2 separate regions of the Homo sapiens genome follow, and region 1 is linked to region 2. The links are chromatin loops, found by intact Hi-C in ENCODE. Cell type or tissue: heart right ventricle. All regions are shown on one strand. Each heading gives the region's core, and the rest is flanking DNA. Links, peaks and the distances in the headings are about the cores only. Region 1 overlaps LINC03125 (long intergenic non-protein coding RNA 3125). Region 2 has its middle 88 kb from the start of LINC03125.

Evidence for each region. A loop is a pair of places that touch in the nucleus more often than their neighbours do. Peaks named below come from ENCODE experiments on the same cell type or tissue, not always from the same donor. Only the 100,000 strongest peaks of a DNase experiment are listed, where the experiment ranks them.
Region 1: it touches region 2 in a loop (2.1-fold over the local background); 6 of 110 quality-filtered maps call a loop at or near these places.

The regions. Positions count from the first base shown.
Region 1 is chr20:23,174,592-23,184,747 of GRCh38, forward strand. It overlaps LINC03125 (long intergenic non-protein coding RNA 3125), which reads left to right. Exons shown (of 6, transcript NR_199692.1): 3 at 4,119-4,181; 4 at 5,820-6,546. Among named protein-coding and RNA genes, the nearest start is that of LINC03125, 32 kb to the left of the region's middle. RefSeq lists a silencer at 4,821-5,115. In heart right ventricle, for the core only: CTCF peaks have their summits at 4,487 and 4,687; DNase peaks (open chromatin) are centred at 4,429 and 6,080; H3K4me3 peaks cover 416 bases; H3K27ac peaks cover 4,482 bases.
Region 2 is chr20:23,231,005-23,241,160 of GRCh38, forward strand. No RefSeq gene overlaps it. Among named protein-coding and RNA genes, the nearest start is that of LINC03125, 88 kb to the left of the region's middle. RefSeq lists silencers at 1,215-1,415, 4,428-4,722. In heart right ventricle, for the core only: CTCF peaks have their summits at 4,611 (motif pointing left) and 4,812; a DNase peak (open chromatin) is centred at 4,577.

The DNA of each region.
Region 1 (10,156 bases), core at 776-8,775, 57 kb before region 2:
TTCTTTTTAAACAATCAACCATTCTTTTTAGGGCAAGTATTTACCATCCATCCTTATAATTTTTTCAAGATTTCCACAAACTATCTACAACATGCTTAAACTTTCTGACTTGTCCTAAACATCTCTTTTAAACAACGAACTATTTTCTTTTAGACAAGTATTTACCACCCAAGATCCTTTCTTATATAAAATCTCTTTCCCTTACAACCTTCTTTTCATAGCCAGGATATGACATATTACCAAACCCAATAAAAAGTCCTTGCGGGCTCAGTGATAGTAAAACTTTCATGCTTCCTTTTTGTTGGTAACTATTATTTCTGCTGTAAGGATAATAATTAAGCAAAATACTATAGCAATGGAAACTCTCTGTCTGATATTCCAGTTAGAAGGTGTTACAGCTTTTGTCTCATTGCAAATAGAGTGAGTATCGCAATTCCTGCAAGTGTGGTGTAGTAGATAATTTTCATCTAAATTGCCAAGATATAACATTTCCCTTTTGGAGGTCTATGAAGTTACAAATGCAATCCCATGGATAATTAAAACCTTCCTGCAAATATGCATCAAAAGTAAGTTTTAATATCTGGCAGTACATCTAGAGGGGAAAAGTAGAAATGACGGAAAGTAAAAGTAGGACTGAGTAGGATGAGCAGCCCTTGCTCATTTATTTATCCTTTATGATTTTCACCTTAAGATCTCCTATTTCTTCACATTGGTATCCAGGACGTTTATCCGGGCTGTCAAAGGTTGCTCTATCAGCTTTCTAGGTTTGACTCGAGTATGATGTGTCCAGAAGTTGATACCTGTAACTTTTATCATGTTTTGATTAATGTTGTACCGTGATATCCCAGATGAGGTCCCCAATATGAAGCAGCTGCATTGTCTGGGGGATATACTCTGGGGTTCATCATTGTCCACCAGGAAAATTTAGGAGATAGACACATACGAGGAGTTTAGGAGCAGAAGTTTAATAGGCAGAAGAGAAGAGAAAGAGGAACAGCTCTCTATATAGAGAGAGAAGGGTCTCTGAGCAGAAAAGACCCAAAACACATCAAATTTATGGTGAAGCTTGAGTGGAAGAATGGTGAAACATTGATGCTTTGTGAAAATTTCATGGGGACAATGACCCAAAGAAATCAGCAGTTTGCAAATGGATAACTCATTTAAGAACAGATGAGACAATGCTGAAAATGAAGCCCATGACAGTAGAGCATCCAACATTAATTTGCGAGAAAAATATTCATCTTGTTCATGTCCTAATTGAAAAGGACCAATGATTAACTGCACAAAAATAGTCAACATATTAGACACCTCAATTAGTTTAGCTTACACAATTCTGACTGAAAAATTAAAGTTGAGTAAATTTTCTACTCGATGGGTGCCAAAACTCTTGCTCCCAGATCAGCGGCAGACAAGAACAGAACTTTTCACGGAAATTTTAATCAAATGGTATCTCCATCCTGAAGCATTTCTTCAAAGGGTTATTACAGGAGATGAAATATGGCTCTACCAGTACAATCTTGAAGATAAATCACAATCAAAGCAAAGGCTACCAAGAGATGGTGAGGATCCAGTCAAAGCAAAAGTGGACCAATGGAGAGCAAAGGTCGTGGCAATAGTTTTTGAGATGCTCAAGGCATTTTGCTTGTTGACTTTCTGGAGGGCCAGAGAATTATAACATCTACTTATTATAAGAGTATTTTGAGAAAATTAGCCAAAGCTTTAGCAGAAAAATGCCTTAAAAAACTTCATGAGAGAGCCTTTGTCCACCACGACAATGCCCCTACTCATTTCTCTCATTAAACAAGGGCAATTTCCACACTTTCAGTGGGAAATCATTAGGCATTCACCTCACAGCCCTGGTTTGGCTCCTTATTACGTCTTTTTCTCTCTAATATTAAAAAATCTTTAAAGGGCACTCATTTTTTTCAGTGAATAATGTTTAAAAAACCTGATTAACGTGGTTAAATTCCCAGGACCCTCAGTTTTTTTAGGGATGGACTGAACAGGTTTTATCACTGGTTTCAAAAGTTTCTTCATCTTGCTTATGTTGAGAAATAAATGTTTATCTTTAATTCCATTTTTTCACAATATCTTCAAAGTCCTCTGTTACTTGGCTTGGGTCCCTGGGGCACAAAATAGACAATGCACAATTTCCTGGAGTGTTGTTGTTATTATTCAAAAATAAAACAAGGGTATCTGTATTAGTTTAGCTAGTTTGTTCAGCAACGAAGTAGCAAAGACTGGGTGGCTTAAATAACAAACATTTATTTTCTCATAGTTCTGGAGGCCAGAAGTACAAGATCAATGTGTCATCAGGGTTGGTTTCTCTTGAGGTTGAGGCCTCTCTCCTTGGCTTGCAGATTACTACCTTATTTCTGTCTTTTCACATGGTCATCTCCTGTGCATGTGCACCCCGGGTGTCTCCTTGTGTGTTCAAATTTTCTCTTCTTACAAGGACACCAGTCAGATTAGATTAGGATCCACCCATATAGCATCATTTTACCTCTTTAAAGGATCTGTTTTCAAATATAATCACATTCTGAAGTGCTGGAGGAATATGAATTTGGAGGAATACAATTCAGCTCACAACAGCATTCAGATTAAAAAACAAAAAGTAAATCATTTCTATTCACAGGTAAAATAATCTGATAAATAGAAAAATACCAAAGAAGCCATTAAAAAACTATTAAAGCTAATAAAAGCATTCAGCAAAGTTGCAGAATACCAAATCAACAAAAAAGTTTTATTTCTACACATTATTAATAAATAACCTGAAATGAAAATTTAGAAACAATGCAATTTACTATAGTATCAAAAAATAGTATGCTTAGTAATAAATTTAACCAAGAGGAGCAACACTTGTACACTGAAAACTAGAAAACTTTACTGAAATAAATTGAAGAATACCTAAACAAATGAAAGACATCCCATGTTCATGGATTGGAAGACTTAATATTGTTGAGATGGCAATACACACAAAGTGATCTATAGATCTATTAATTTGCACACTTTATGTATGTACATTATATGTGAATAACAAGGAAAAGAAGAGAAAGAAAGAAAACAAAAACAAAGCCGTTTTCATCACATTTTGAGAGAAAAGAATCCAAATGGTATCCAATAAGTCCTTAGTTATCTTTCCAACTCCCCTCTCCTCTTCCTTACTATAGCATACTCCCACTTTATAGATTCTGACGACAGAACAAGATGGAATCAGAGATTCAGTATTTGTGTATCTGAAGACTATTATGGTAGTCTTAAAAAAGGCTTGCCCCAAAAATGGACCAGACTTCCCTTTACGCCCACAGGATGCTCCTAGGACCAAAGATAGATGCCAGAAAAGCTTCAACTCAGTGGTAACCAGTGCTCATGCCTGAGAACTGCCCATGGAACCATATGCCATGTGGTGCATCATGCTCCCATCCCTGCCTGGGGCCAAACAGAACCTTAGGTACTTCTGTCTGGACACTGCAAAAGGCACTGTCCAGTTCTACTAATTGGACCAGACCAGAAGCAACTCCTCCTACCTTGACTGGTTGCTGCTGCCTGACCCATCCACCTCTGCTTCCCCAGTGGGATCAGGCACACAGTCATCCTGGAGAATTTCAGCCAGTGGAGCTTCCGTGCAAAATTCTGTGACCCTGGGTGGACAAAGGTGGTGATGCTACCAAAGAACGATGTCTAGGGAGGCCACCAGGGCATCTGCAGAGAAGCAGAGAGCTTCCAATTCCTAATAGACATGACTCAAACCTTAAGAGATGTCGAGATATCAGGGGAGGTGTGCAGAGGACCCTGTAACTGATGCATCCCTCAAACCCCCTTCAGGAATGAAGAGCATAGCCCCAGCTCCAGAGCCCTCAGCTGCATGGTCAGTTCCTCCATGATTGCCTGGCCTGGAGAGAGCCCCCATCCAAAGTTACGCCTTCTTCTGGGGATGGCATCCACAGACTGCTCAATGTGGCCCATGAGGGTCTGGGCCCCTTGTCCCTCCAAGACAACTCTGAAGGGTTGTCTCAGCCTTCAAAGTCCCCATAGAATGGGAAGGGGTCTCAGCAGAGTCAGCATCACAGCCTGCCACTCCCTCTACATTGCTCTGTGTCTTTCTCGTCCCTTCCTAGCAGTGATCCCAGGAGCACCCTTAATGATGCTGAAGAAGAAAGAGTTAAAAGATGAGACAAAAAGTGAGTGTCCTTTCAGCTCCCCAAGCTGTAAGCAGCTCTTTCCTTAGCAACCTAACATATCGGTTCACAGTTTCTGTGTTTATTTTTTCTCCCAGCCAGAGCAAATCTAGACTGCTTGCTTTGGGCTGAATGTTGAAGAAGGCAGCACTGTTGGCAGGCAGAGGGGCTGTGGGCTGTCCGTCTTCCTCTTCCTCCGCTAAGGGAAACAATGGCAGGATCCAGTTGCTTATCTGCCTGCTTATCTAGCAAGCTGCTGGGTGTCTGGATCCTGCAGGGGCAGTGGGGGAGAGCCCTTAGCTCAGCACTGCCCTCCTGTGCTGGGGCAGGCATGGCAAAGCCCATGAAGTTGCTTCCCTCAGATAACCTTGTGTTTCCACCTGGAGAGGGGAAATAAAGACACATCACATCATTGGATTATGAGGAGTAAATTATAGAACGCACACACACAGTGATGGCATTCAAAAAATATCAGCTGTGGCCACCACTGTCTCAGCTCTTTGAACTTGGACTTGCAGGACTGGCCTCACTTGCAGGTACTGTGGCAAATTTCTCCCCATTTACAGTGACCTTCTGTTGACACTAAAATAGCTGTAGGTATGCATGGTGAGAAAATGTTAGACTTTATCCAAGAGTCAGGTTGCAAGACCAAGCTTCTCTACTTCCTGGCTATCTAGCTTTAAACAAGTCATATATTTGAGCCTCCATTTTCTCACAAACTCATTTCTCATGGATAGACAAACTTGAGAATCTGGTGAAATAACTCATATAAGAGGTCTTGACACCCCCAGCAAGCATTGGCTGATTCGAAGTCCACGGTGTAAAATGTAAGAAGGATTTGGTTATGCTGATAAGTAAATTTACCTGATCAGGACAGGTAGAGGAGCTCAAACTGACAAACAATACAGTGGCTGGGAAGAGAGGAAGATAACAGGAAGAACCTGTTATCTGAATGGTGGGCTGAGGAGGGCATTCCTAGAAAAAGGGAAGACACTGTCCTGAGTGTATTCTGCTCAGACCCATCTACTGTTTTATGAAACACCCTCCTATGGCTCCATTTCCTCAACACAATGGCCTGTCTTGTGTCACTGAACATGTTCTATGGCCTGCCTGTAATGTCTTCCTTCTCCCCTCCCATGCTCACCTCCACCCCAGTAAACTCCTATTCATCCCTCAAAACCCCAGCTCTGCCATCAAGTCTTCCAGGAAGGCTCTCCCAGCACCATCCTCACCTGCAGGTGGGTTTTGCACCACATCTATGCTTTGACCTGGGCTGCTGTTGGACAGTTGCCATGAGCCCAGACCTCTCTGAGAGCATGTGGAGCACCCTTTATGACACAAACAAGAGCTCAAGGATGGTGGCTGGGGTTCAGTCTGCCGCTGCAAATACCAAAAGCTGTCCTCATTGAGTCATCCCTCCCAGAGCAGGAAGAGCAGAGGTTCTGGGAAACAACCCCAAGGAGAGAGACAGGGCATTTGTGAGCTGTGCAGCCTCCCTGCTGGGACATAGGGAACTCTAGCTGGAGATGAGCAGGGCCTGAGTCTGAGGGTGGCCCTGCTGAAAGCACAGTAATAGGAGTTATAATCAGCTAAGAGCAGGAAATCTACTTTATTTTTCTAATGTTATTCTTTGCTTTCTAGATAAAACAGCATGTAAGCATCTCTGCAGTTGCTGTCCCCAGAGCCCACTTCCTGGATATTGCCAGCTGCCTGGACCAACCTTTCCGAAAGATCAGCCAGGTCACAGTGAGGGTCAAAGGTGAGCCACGGGCCTCAGCAGCTGCTGAGTGGATGGTGCGTGGGACTCAGGAAGTGACGTTCTCTCCCCGCCCAGCCCCCTTCCTCAGTCTATTGCTCCGAATCCTGGACCACACACTGCGTGCTGAGGCTCCATCGCTGTGCTGGGTGAGGGGTGGAGGACTGTCCAGCTGACAGCCACCCAGGAGGCCTGCCCAGGAGACCCAGCCCAGCCTCTCCTTGGAACCTGAAGAACTCCAGGCAGCTGATGGGACACTGGGGCCCAGGTCAGCCCCTCCCCTTCCCTGAGGTTGCCTGAGGACGCCTTCACTGTTCTAGAGAAGGAGGCCCTCCCCATGGCTGGGGACAGTCACAGCAGCTGCAGACAGATGATGGGAGGGAGCATTCTTTCCCTAACCCTAGAGGCGGGCGAGCATTCACCAAGTGTTGTTGTTAAAGAAAAAAAGAAAGAAAAAGAAACCAGGATTGTACCTGAGGTCAGGCAGACAGTGCTCAACTCAGCACTGGGAAGATTGCTAGAAGCCTTGGGCCTATCTAGGAAGACTGGGCCAACATGCGATCCCCTCTGCAAGGTGGAGGCCATGCACCTGCCTCCTGCTCCTGAGCTCCGGTATCCTCACTGTGACCCAGGCCCCACTGCAGCAAAGAGACACTGGGAATTAGCCCTTCTGTCCCCTCCTTGCCAGAAGGTGGGAAGATGTGTTGGTTGAGGGCCTAGAATTTTTTTCATCCCCAAAGACTTTCTTTTTTTAATATTATTATACTTTAAGTTCTAGGGTACATGTGCACAACGTACAGGTTTGATACATAGGTATGCATGTGCCATGTTGGTTTGCTGCACCCATCAACTCGTCATTTACATTTGGTATTTCTCCTAATGCTATCCTTCCCCCAGCCCCCAAACCCCTGACAGGCCCTGGTGTGTGATGTTCCCCACCCTGTGTCCAAGTGATCTCATTGTTAAATTCCCACCTGTAGGTGAGAACATGCGGTGTTTGGTTTTCTGTCCTTGTGATAGTTTGCTGAGAATGATGGTTTCCAGCTTCATCCATGTCCCTACAAAGGACATGAACTCATACTTTTTATGGCTGCATAGTATTCCATGGTGTATATGTACCACATTTTCTTAATCCAGTATCATTGATGAACATTTGGGTTGGTTCCAGCTCTTTGCTATTGTGAATAGTGCCACAATAAACATACATGTGAATGTGTCTTTATAGTAGCATGATTTATAATCCTTTGGGTATATACCCAGTAATGGGATGGCTGGGTCAAATGGTATTTCTAGTTCTAGATCCTTGAGGAATTGCCACAGTGTCCTCCACAATGGTTGAACTAATTTACACTCCCACTAACAGTGTAAAAGTGTTCCTATTTCTCCACATCCTCTCCAGTATCTGTAGTTTCCTGACTTTTTAATGACTGCCATTCTAACTGGCATGAGATAGTATCTCATTGTGGTTTTGATTTGTATTTCTCTGATGACCAGTGACGATGAGCATTTTTTCATGTGTCTGTTGGCTGCATAGATGTCTTCTTTTGAGAAGTGTCTGTTCATATCCTTTGCCTACTTTTTGATGGGGTTGTTTGTTTTTTTCTTGTAAAATTGATTGAGTTATTTGTAGATTCTGGATATTAGCCCTTTGTCAGATGGGTAGATTGCAAAAATTTTCTCCCATTCTGTAGGTTGCCTGTTCACTCTGATGGAAGTTTCTTTTGCCTTGCAGAAGCTATTTCGTTTAATTAGATCCCACTTGTCTATTTTGGCTTTTGTTGCCATTGCTTTTGGTGTTTTAGTCATGAAGTCCTTGCCCATGCCTGTGTCCTGAATGGTATTGCCTAGCTTTTCTTCTAGGGTTTTGATGGTTTTAGGCCTAACATTTAAGTCTTTAATCCATCTTGAATTAATTTTTGTATAAGGTGTAAGGAAAGGATCCAGTTTCAGCTTTCTGTATATGGCTAGCCAGTTTTCCCAGCACCATTTATTACATAGGGAATCCTTTCCCTATTTCTTGTTTTTGTCAGGTTTGTCAAAAATCAGATGGTTGGAGATATGTGGCGTTATTTCTAAGGGCTCCGTTCTGTTCCATTGGTCTATATATCTGTTTTGGTACCAGTACCATGCTGTTTTGGTTACTGTAGCCTTGTAGTATAGTTTGAAGTCAGGTAGCTTGATGCCTCCAGCTTTGTTATTTTTGCTTAGGATTGTCTTGGCAATGTGGGCTCTTTTTTGGTTCCATATGAACTTTAAAGTAGTTTTTTCCAATTCTGTGAAGAAAGTCATTGGTAGCTTGACAGGGATGGCATTGAATCTATAAATTACCTTGGGCAGTAAGGCCTTTTTCACAATATTGATTCTTCCTATCCACGAGCATGGAATGGTCTTCCATTTGTTTGTGTCCTCTTTTATTTTGTTGAACAGTGGTTTGTAGTTCTCCAACTTCACACCCCTTGTAAGTTGGATTCCTAGGTATTTTACTCTCCTTGTAGCAATTGTGAGTGGGAGTTCACTCATTATTTGGCTCTCTGTTTGTCTGTTATCAGTGTATAGGAATGCTTGTGATTTTTGCACATTGATTTTGTATCCTGAGACTTTGCTGAAGTTGTTCATTTTGTTATTTACCCAGTAGTCATTCAGGAGTAAGTTGTTCAGTTTCCATGTAGTTGTGTGTTTTTGAGTGAGTTTCTTAATCCTGAGTTCTAATTTGATTGCACTGTGGTCTGAGAGACAGTTTGTTGTGATTTCTGTTCTTTTACATTTATTGAGGCATGCTTTACTTTAAAATGTGGTCAATTTTACAATAAGTGTGATGTGGCACTGGGAAGAATGTATATTTTGTTGATTTGGGGTGGAGAGTTCTGTAGATGTCTATTAGGTCTGCTTGGTGCAGAGCTGAGTTCAAGTCCTGGATATCCTTGTTAACCTTCTGTCTCGTTGATCTGTCTAATGTTGACAGTGGGGTGTTAAAGTCTCCCATTATTATTGTGTGGGAGTCTAAGTCTCTTTGTAGGTCTCTAAGGACTTGCTTTATGAATCTGGGTGCTCCTGTATTCACTGGATATATATTTAGGATAGTTAGCTCTTCTTGTTGAATATATCCCTTTACCATTATGTAATGGCCTTGTCTCTTTTGATCTTTGTTGGTTTAAAGTCTGTTTTATCAGAGAGTAGCATTGCAACCTCTGCTTTTTTTTGCTTTCTATTTGCTTGGTAGCTCTTCCTCCATCCCTTTATTTTGAGCCTATGTGTGTCTTTGCACGTGAGATGGGTTTCCTGAATACAGCACACTGATGGGTCTTGACTCTATACAATTTGCCAGTCTGTGTCTTTTAATTGGGGCATACTACCTATTTACATTTCAGGTTAATATTGTTATGTGTGAATTTGATCCTGTCATTATGAAGTTGGCTGGTTATTTTGCCCGTTAATTGATGCAGTTTCTTTCTAGCATCGATGGTCTTTACAATATGGCATGTTTTTGCAGTGGCTGGTACCAGTTGTTTCTTTCCATGTTTAGTGCTTCCTTCAGGAGCTCTTGTAAAGCAGGCCTGGTGGTAACAAAATCTCTCAACATTTGCTTGTCTGTAAAGGATTTGATTTCTCCTTCACTTATGTAGCTTAGTTTGGCTGGATATGAAATTCTGGGTTGAAAATTCTTTTCTTTAACAATGTTGAATATTGGCCCTCACTCTCTTCTGGCTTGTCGGATTTCTGCTGAGAGATTCACTGTTAGTCTGTTGGGCTTCCCTTTGTGGGTAACCCGACCTTTCTCTCTGGCTGCCCTTAATATATTTTCCTTCATTTCAACCTTGGTGAATCTGACAATTTTGTGTGTTGAGGTTGCTCATCTCCAGGACTATCTTTGTGGTGCTCTCTGTATTTCCTGAATTTGAATGTTGGCCTGCCCTGCTAGATTGGGGAAGTTCTCCTGGACAATACCCTGAAGGTTGTTTTCCAACTTGGTTCCATTCTCCACATCACTTTCAGGTACACCCATCAAACGTAGATTTGGTCTTTTCACATAGTCCCATATTTTTTGGAGGCTTTGTTTGTTTCTTTTTACTCTTTTTTCTCTAACCTTATCTTCTCACTTTATTTCATTAGTTTGATATTCAATCACTAATACCCTTTCTTCCACTTGATCGAATCAGTTATTGAAGCTTTTGCATGTGTCATGAAGTTCTCGTGCTGTGGTTTTCAGCTCCATCGGGTCATT
Region 2 (10,156 bases), core at 1,104-9,103:
CCACAAGGTGTGGTGTGTGCAGACTGCAAGTATTTCTTGTTCTTCCAAATACTAAGGCTGCGCTACGTGTGGTATCAGTCATTGTCACTGTGTTTTCTGGACGGGCATGTCCCAGAGCTGGGGAGTGAGACTTCCACCAGCTGGATGCAAGGCACCATGGCACTGCGTATCCACCTGCGCTCCCTGCATCCGAGCCACCTGCTCCAGCATGTGCTTAGGCGGAAGCACTCGTCTAGCCCCCACAGGAAGCAACTCCACCTTATATAGGAGACAGAATTTCCTGCTGCCTGGCCCCACTGCCTGCAAGCTCTTGGTGTGTTTTTAATTCCATATCTTTTGGTCTTGACAGGCGCGTTGCCTGTTACTAGTTCCCAGCTGCTGGGCAGAGCTGCCCTCCAGTCACTAGGGCTTCTGTTACTCCTCTGTCCCAGAAGGAGCCTGCTCTTCCAGCTCCCCAAAGAGAGGAGGGATCCAGGCTTGCTCTAAGAGTCCCACACCCAAGACATTGGCCAACTCATAGCCCGGGCCACCTGGCATTTGTTCAGTCACCTGCCAAACACTCTTCTCAGCTCCCCTTCAAAATCCCACACCTTTACCCTGCATGCAGAAATGGAGGTCTTGGGGGGCACTGCGATGCACCAGTCTTCTCCCTGCTCCACACAGTGCCTCCACCTCTGCCCTCCTGTCTCTCCTCTGCTCGCTCTGTGATGCTCAGTAGGGCTGTGAGTCAGCCCCAGGCCTGGCCGATTCCCACCCCAGCATTTCCTTCAAAAGCTCCCTGTTCCCTTTGCCCCACAGCCTTCCTGCAGGTTCCAAAGCCAAGGTCTCCACCTGGCCTCCCGTGCCAACTCCCAACCAGCCCCGGAGCCCACACTAAGGCCACAGGAGAGTGTCCCCATGTGACAAGATATTCCAGTATTCCAGGCCCGTTCCCACCCTGCCAGCTTGTCCTTTTAGCCTGTCTCTTCTCCTATTCTGCCCAATCCTGCTGGATGACCTGGTGTCACTAAATATGCCTTTGTTATGAAGAATTACCCAAAACATGGGGATGAGTCAAAAGATTACTATGTGACCCTCTGACAGCCACACCAGAGCATTGGCTGCCAAGTAGGCCTGCCTGAGAGTGACCAGATTTCCTAGGGGAGGTAATATGGTGGTTTTTAAGAAATGTCCACACACTCTGATAATCCTTCCCCAAAGGGTAGAACTTAGTTTCCCTCCCCTTGAGTGGGCTAGGCCTAGAGACTCACACCTAGAGAACAGAACACAAAGGAAGTGATGAGCTGCCACTTCTGAGATTAGGTTATAAAAAGACTGTGGCTTTCATCTTGACTCCTCCCCCTTCCCCTCCCTCCCCATGTCCCTTTTCATCACTCCCTGGGGGAAGGAGCCACCAGGTTTTGTGACCAGCCGTACAGAGAGGCCCCCTTCACGCAGAGAAGATCTGGAGCCTCTGCCAAGAGCCACCTGAGTAAGCCTGGAAGCGGATTGTGAAGCACCTTCTGAAGACTGCAGCCCAGGCTCACAGCCTGACCGAAACCTCATAGAGACCCTCAGAAACTGTGCAACACAAGAAATGTGTGCTGGTTTAGGCTGCTGAGTTTTAGGGTGACATCGCACTAAAAAATTAAATTGTTTGTTGGTTAAGGACCAGACTCTATGAAGTTGGATGTTAACTTGTTGAATATTGATACATTGCAACCCTTTCTGCTGGCAGAGTAAATAACCTGAAAGATAGTGGTTCCATTGTCCTACAGGACATTAATCAGTCGCGTATCTGACTTTATCATTGGACTCTCTCATTCTGATATGCACTGTCAGTTTTTCCAGTCCTTTGAACCAGCTTTATCATTTTAGTTCTCTCACTAATGAACTAAGTAAATATTTGATACCAAAATATTTGTGGGGGAATCATATGTTAGCTTTTGAGGCTTGCCCTTTGATACTGTGTCATTCTGTGCCTTTGCACCTCTGCCCTGCTTTACCTGTAGGTGGAAGCCCTTCCCTGTCCCAGCTACCTGCTGTAAAAAAGCTTTCTCTGTGCCCTCTCGGGAGAAGCTTTCCCTGGCCCTGGGAAGAAGACATCCCCGCCCTCTCCACGTCCCCGTGGCACTTTGCTCATGAGGCTATCAGAGAATGTCTCAGACCACGTGGATCATGTTGGGGCCCAACCCCAGCTGTGACTGCTGTCCAGGCCTTTGTGTAGGAAGTGAGGGCAGGCTGGGGCAGGGCTTTGCGGGGGACACATCTTCAGAAGAGGCTGGGGTGGTCCTGGCGACCCGTTCGAATAAAGGAGTCCTTTTGCAAGGAGTTGTCATGCGTGTGCCAAGCCAAGGGCGAGAGACTAAGGCTCAGCTTGGGGGAAGGTGCGGATGGAAAACTTGGGCCTCTACTGTTCATCACATAAAAAAGGAGAGAAAAATGCACCAAGGATAGAGGGACAGAGACAAAAAAGGAGAGAAAAATGCACCAAGGATCGAGGAACAGAGAGGCTGGCGTAAAGGGAGCCAGAGTGTGCGAGGAGAGGTGAGGGGTGAGGAGGGGAGGCCAGGCTCATCAGGAAGTGCTGTGAGGCTCCTTTAAGGACAAGCCCCTGCATCCGGCCCAACTTCATAAAGGACAAGCTCTGAGTGGGGCAATCATGAGTTTCATAAGGGCATGGAAAAAGTTTCATTTGTCTTTGAGTCTTCTTCCTCCATCCAGCACATAATACATAGATGCTTGTTAACCAAGAGATTCACCAGTAAATGAATGTCTCTTATATATTTTTTTAAAGCAGGTATCCTGAAAAACATTTTCCTCAAAATATCTGCTAAAGCATTACTTATTGGTGCCTCTAAGCACATACCCTTCTCATCTGTGTTAGCACCACCCTTTTCTCTTTCTTGTCTTAAGGCTTCCACAAGGCTATCAGTCAGTTTTTACTGCCTAACAAGCCACCACATTTCCTATTGCCCCTGTAACAAACTACCACAAATTTAATGACTTAAAATGCCACACATTTGGCCAGGTGCGGTGGCTCATGCCTGTAATCCCAGCACTTTGGGAGGCCGAGGCAGTTGGATCACCTGAAGTCAGGAGTTCGAGACCAGCCTGGTCAACATGGTAAAACCCCATCTCTACTAAAAATACAAAAAATTATCTGGGCGTGGTGGCATACACCTGTAATCCCAGCTACTTGGGAGGCCGAGGCAGGAGAATCAGTCAAACCTGAACCCAGGAGGCGGAGGTTGCAGTGAGCAGAGATTGCACCATTGCACTCCAGCCTGGGCGACAAGAGAGAAACTCCATCTCAAAAAAAAAAAAAAAAAAGCTACACATTTATTCTCTTACAGTTCTGTGAGCCAGAAGTCCAAAGTGAGTCTTCCTGGGCTAAAATTGAAGCATCTGCAGGGCTGGCTTCTTCTAGGGGCTGCAGGGAGAATCTGATCTTTGCCTTATCAGCTGCTAGAGGCCTCTGGCATTCGTGGGCTGCATCATTCCAGTCTCTGTCTGTTGCCATAACTTGTCTTCTGTCTGACCTCCACATGTCCCTCTAACAAGGCCTTTGTGATTGCATTGGGCCAACCTGGATAGTCTGGGATGCTCTCTCCCCATTTCAAGACCCTTAACTTCATCACATTCACAAAGGCCCTTTTCCTATGGAAGGTGACATATTCACAGATTCTGGGGATTAGGAAGTGGACATCTTTCTCTGTAGAGGGGGGTGAGGTCTGTTATTTGGCATTTTGTTCAAGGTTAAGCACCAAAACCATGCATCCCTCTCACAATTTGGGCATTTTTCAATCCGAGCTTGGCTGACTCATGCATAGGCAGCAGCTGTTGGGCCAGCTGAGGGCTGGCTGGTTGAGGATGGCCTCAGCTCAGACAGCTCATCTCTGCTTTTGTGGCCTCTCACCCTCCAGCAGGCTAGGAGGGGCTTGTTTACATGGAAGCTGGACATGGTTCCAAGAAACGAGGCAAAAGCACTCAAGGCATATTGAGGTGCAGTCTCAGAATTGACCCAGAACCCCTTCTACCTCATTCCACTGGCTGAAACAAGTCATGAGGTCAGCTCAGGTTCTAGTGGGGAGTAAGTCAGTGGAGCTGCCAAGTCATATTGCAAAGGTCAAGATATAGAGAGTGGTGAAAGATTGCAGCCAGTTCTGCCATATGCTATGGTAAACACCTAGCTGCTGCAAAATCTTTCATTCCTTGCATATTATCAAGTACCTGCCAGGGCACAGCTTACAAACAAGAAAACAGCTCCAGGAACCCAAACTACCAAAGACTCTAAGAAGCAGCCCCTTGTCCTGTCTGTAAGAACTCTGCTCCTGACCATCACACACTGGGTTCATTTTCAACCTACTGCTCTGTACACAGCAGGGACCTCTGTGTGCTGCTCCCTATTCCTCTCTTCCTAAATAAACCTACCCCTCCATCAAGGTCAAAGCTATTCCAACAACTTGAAGCCTTGCCACTATTTCCCACAAGGGCGTCAGTCTCCCTCCCCATTCTACAGCCCACAGCTTCCATGTTAGCTTCCATGCAAACCCAAGGCTTCATTTGCCCGGCCCTGGGCCAGCACAGCACTGCTGAATCTGTGCGCTCCGTCTCCAACAGCGACACCGTGTGGCAGGAAGAAGGAATGGTAGTAATGGAGTAGGTGCAGGTTTTTCCCCACTTAGGTGTGAAGACTGACCCTCTTCTGTTTATAAGCCCTATGGTGGCTCAAGGAAGGGATGTTGTCCTTCCTGCCTTTAAGGCATTAAGACGCATAAGGACAATAAAATTTTAGTGGCTGAAAAATAAACAGCAGGATTGCGTTTACGCTCCACTTGGAGCAGGCCATCCTGGTTATACACACACCTTATAGTTGCTTTCTCCAAAACACATCTGGTTTTGGTTAACTTTTTACTTCAATATAATTTTAAGCTTAAAAAAATTGCAAAAAATAGTACAAGGATCTCTGTTTTGCCATTTTCCCAGATTCACCAATTAATTACCTATTTCTCCATTTGCAATGAAAGCAAGAGAGAAAAAGACAGACTTTTCCTTGGCTATTTGAGAGTTAAGTTGGAGAAATATTCCCTAATTTACTGATGATTACTTCAGTATGATTTCTAAAAATACAGACAATTTCTTATACACATACCTATAGTATTATTACCAAAATCAGAACATTTTACATTGATGCAATACTGTTATCTAATCCACAGTATCCATTTAAATTTTATCAGTTGTCCCTACAGTGTACTTTATAGTAATATTTTTTCAGTCCGCATACCTTTTTAAATCCTTAACGACTACATGCATACATTCAGTTGACAGAATATTGTGAGAAACTGATGAACAAGTTTAATCTTTCTACACTTTTTACCTAGCAGTGCAGGTAAGCCTAGACTCGATTGAGTAATACATAGTCCATTGAAAGAGGTATGGCCTTCCAGTGACAGTGTCAATTAATTGACCTGCAATAAGTCCAGGAGAGAAAGGTGGAACTGTCCTTTTAGGGCCAAACATTTCTGCAAGCCTGAAGTCCCTTCCTGAGTGTCTCCTAGGCAAAAGAGCAGGATTCCAGGTAAACTTCCAAAAGACACTGTTTCAGAAAAACACATCTGGCCATGTCAACTACAGAGTACAGAGAGACACAAGGACATGCCAGACCAAGAACATCGGCCTTATATGCCATAGCTGAGCTTTGTTTTGATGCAAAAATAAGTTTCTGGCACTTTTATGCCACTGTCAGGAGGAAGCTGACAGAGGTAGAAGTGAGGGAGGTGGCTAGGCTGCATTTCCAGGATGCCTGGGGTTGGGACAGCGTGTTTCCCTCTCGGGTCTAGGAAAAAACATGTTTTCTCCAGATTTGCCACCTACAGAAAATCTTATTATTTGCCTTATGAATATGAAGTCATTGTTCAAAGAGTTAAAAATAAAATAAGTGGGGAAGGCTATATTTGGCTAGGAATGGTGCTAATACCGGGTTATATAACCTCTCCCATGACACTCCATGCATGGAGCATCTCCACCAAGGGTTATGTGTGGAAAGTGCACAGAATGAATTTTACAGATTCCATGGAAAACACTGTCAGGCCCCAGTGTCCTTGTTGTCAAGACAACATCTTATTTTCATCTTTCTTCTTGCAAGTTCTCTAGCAAAGACATTATAATTAAAATCCCAACATAAGAAGCAACCGTATGTAAAATTCAGAGCACAGACTGTGACAAGCAGGGAATTGAGTGTGGAGTCCTGTGGTCAAACTTTAATAGACTTAGGACAAAATTGTATTGTCTGTGGGCCTAAGCTTCAGGGAGCTTTGGAGCTGCACTGAATCACTTTCTAGGGTTTTTATGGTTTGGGGTTTTACATTTAAGTCTTTAATCCATCTTGAGTTAATTTCTGCATAAGCTGCAAGGAAGGGCTCCAGTTTCAGTTTTCTGCATATGGCCAGCAAGTTTTCCCAGCAGCATTTGTTGAATAGGAGATCCTTTCTCCATTGCTTGATTTTGTCTGGTTTGTCAAAGACCAGATGGTTGTAGATGCATGGTGTTATTTCTGAGGTCTCTGTTCTATTGGTCTATATGTCTGTTTTGGTACCAGTACCATGCTGTTTTGGTTACTGTAGCCTTGTAGTGTAGTTTGAAGTCAGGTAGCGTGATGCCTCCAGCTTTGTTCTTTTTGCTTAGGATTGTCTTGGCTATACAGGGTCTTCTTTGATTTCATATGAAATGGAAAGTAGTTTTTTCTAATTATGTGAAGAATGTCAATGGTAGTTTGAGGGGAATAGCACTGAATCTATAAATTACTTTGGGCAGTGTGGCCATTTTCACAATATTGATTCTTCCTACCCAAAAGGATGGAATGTTTTTCCATTTGTTTGTGTCCTCTCTTATTTCCTTGAGCAGTGGTTTGTAGTTCTCCTTGAAGAGGTCCTTCACATTTCTTGTTAGCTGTATTCCTCGGTATTTTATTCCCTTTGTAGCAGTTGTGAATGGGAGTTCATTTATGACTTGGCTCGGAATGTTTGTGATTTTTGCACATTGATTTTGTATCCTGAGACTTTGCTGAAGTTGCTCATCAGCTTAAGGAGTTTTGGGGCTGAGATGATGGGATTTTCTAAATATAGAATCATGTTGTCTGCAAACAGAGACAATTTGACTTCCTCTCTTCCTATCTGAATACCCGTTATTTCTTTCTCTCGCCTGATTGCCCTGGCCAGAACTTCCAATACTATGTTGAATAAAAGTGGTGAAACAGGGCATCTTTGTCTTGTATAGGCTTTCAAAGGGAATGCTTCCAGCTTTTCCCTATTCAATATGATATTGGCTGTGGGTTGATTATTTTGAGATATGTTCTACCAATACTTAGTTTATTGAGAGTTTTTAACATGAAGGGATGTTGAATTTTATCAAAGGCTGAGCTTTTTCTGAATCTATTGAGATAATCATGTGGTTTTTGTCGTTGGTTCTGTTTATGTGATGGATTACATTTATTGATTTGCATATGTTGAACTAGCCTTGCATCCCAGGGATGAAGCCAACTTGATTGTGGTGGATAAGATTTTTGATGTGCTGCCATATTTTGTTTGCCAGTATTTTATTGAGAATTTCCACATCAATGTTCATCAGGGATATTGGCCTGAAGTTTTCTTTTTTTGTCGTGTCTCTTTCCAGTTTTGGTATCAGGACAATACTGGCTTCATAAAATGAGTTAGGGAGGAGTCCTTCCTTTTCAATTGTTTGGAATAGTTTTAGAAGGAATGGTACCAGTTCCTCACCTATTTCTGATATAATTTAGCTGTGAATCTGTCTGGTCCTGGGTTGGTAGGCTACCAATTACTGCCTCAATTTCAGAGCTCGTTACTGGTCTTTTCAGGGATTCGACTTCTTCCTGGTTTAGTCTTGGTAGGGTGTATGTGTCCAGGAATGTATCCATTTCTTCTAGATTTTCCAGTTTATTTGCATAGATGTGTTTATGGTAGTCTCTGATGGTAGTTTGTATTTCTGTGGGGTTAGTGGTGATATTCCCTTTATCATTTTTCATTGTGTCTATTTGATTCTTCTCTCTCTTCTTATTAGCCTAGCTAGCGGTCTATATTGTTAATTTTTTCAAAAGAATAGCTCCTGGATTCATTGATTTTTGGAGGGTTTTTCCTGTCTCTATCTCCTTCTTCTCTGAGCTAAATTAGCTCAGAGAATTTTGGATTAGTTTCCTCTTGCCTCTCTACCTCTTTTAATTGTGATGTTAGGATGCTGATTTGAGATCTTTCTAGCTTTCTGATGTGGGCATTTAGTGCTATAAATTTCCCTCTTCACACTGCTTTAGCTGTGTCCCAGAGATTCTGGTACATTGTCTCTTTGTTTTCATTGCTTTCAAAGAACTCCTTGATTTCTGCCTTAATTTCATTATTTGCCCAGAAGTCATTCAGGAGCAGGTTGTTCAATTTCCATGAAATTGTGTAGTTTTGAGTGACTTTCTTAATCCTGAGTTCTAATTTGATTGCACTGTGATCTGAGAGATTGTTATGATTTCAGTTCTTTTTCACTTGTTGAGGAGTGTTTTATTTCCAATTATGTGATCCAATTTTAGAATAAGTACCATGTGGCACTGAGAAGAATGTGTGTTCTGTTGATTTGGGGTGAAGAGTTCTGTAGATGTCTATTAGGTCCACTTGATCCAGAGTGCTGAGTTTAAGTCCTGAATATCCTTGTTAATTTTCTGTCTCATTGATCTGTCTAATATTGACAGTGGGGTGTTAAAGTCTCCCACTATTATTGTGTGGGAGTCTAAGTTTCTTTGTACGTCTCTAAGAACTTGTTTTATGAATCTGGGTGCTCCTGTATTGGGTGCAGATATAGTTAGAATAGTTAGCTCTTGTTTAATTGTTCCCTTTACCATTATGTAATGCCCTTCTTTGTCTTTTTTTATTTTTGTTGGTTTAAAGTCTGTTTTGACAGAGACTAGGATTGCAACCCTGCTTTTTTTTCATTTTGCCTCTTAATCCGCATGCCTGAGCCCACTCGTCCAGTTCCTAAGATCTTATTAGGAGGCTGCCAATCACCAGTTACAGGTGTTTTTATCTATTGGGAAACTGCCTTTCCCTAGCACTGGATGCGACCAATTATTATTTTAGAGAGGGAGTGTTACAACCACCTGACCATCACCTGATGGTCACCTGGCATTCCTGGTGGGGAAGTGGACGTCCTCTCCTGCCCTGTTTGTGTTTGACTAGCTATCCACTATAACAATATCATATGTTCAATTCTTTTTTTTTTTTTTTTGAGACAGAGTCTCACTTTGTCACCCAGGCTGGAGTGCAATGGCATGATCTCAACTCACTGCAACCTCCTCCTCCCAGGTTCAAGTGATTCTCCCACCTCAGCTGCCCCAAGAGCTGGGATTACAGGCACCTGCCATCATGCCCAGCTAATTTTTGTATTTTTATAGAGATGGGGTTTCACCATGTTGGCCAAGCTGGTCTTGAACTCCTGACCTCAGCTCATCCACCTGCCTTGGCCTCCCAAAGGTTGGGATTATAGGTGTGAGCCACCACACCCTGCCAAATGTTCAATTCTTAAGAAAGAAAAATCTAACAAATCCTACACTAACAAGTGTTGAAAGTGTGCTAGGAAATTGTGAATTCGTATACACTGCTGATGAGACATCTTTGAAGAGCTAGCTGGTAATATCAGATAATATTAAAAATTGAGCTTGTCCCATGACTCAGCAAACTTTATTGTAGAAAATCTAGGTATCAATCTCTGAAATGCATGCACAATAGGAAATATACATGGTGTGGTTTTTTTTAAAGCACCATTTGCAACAAGTAAAAACTGAAATGACCTAAATATCCACCAATAGCAAAATAGATAAAGTATGACATATTCATATACTGGAATGCTACACATTGATTAAAATAAACATGCTATTCATGCATTGTCAACAAGAATAAATCTTAAAAAACAATTGGTGTTTGGGGAAAGGGGAATAGAGAGTTGTTGTTTGATGGGTGTAGAGTTTCAGTTTGGAAAGAAAGAAGGTTCTGGAAGTGGATGGTGGTGATAGTTCGAACGTACTTAATGCCACTGAACTGTACAGTTTAAAATGTCTAAAATGGACCCATGTTGTTCAAGGATCAACTGTACTTCAATCAATCAATAGAAGTGAGCATTGACT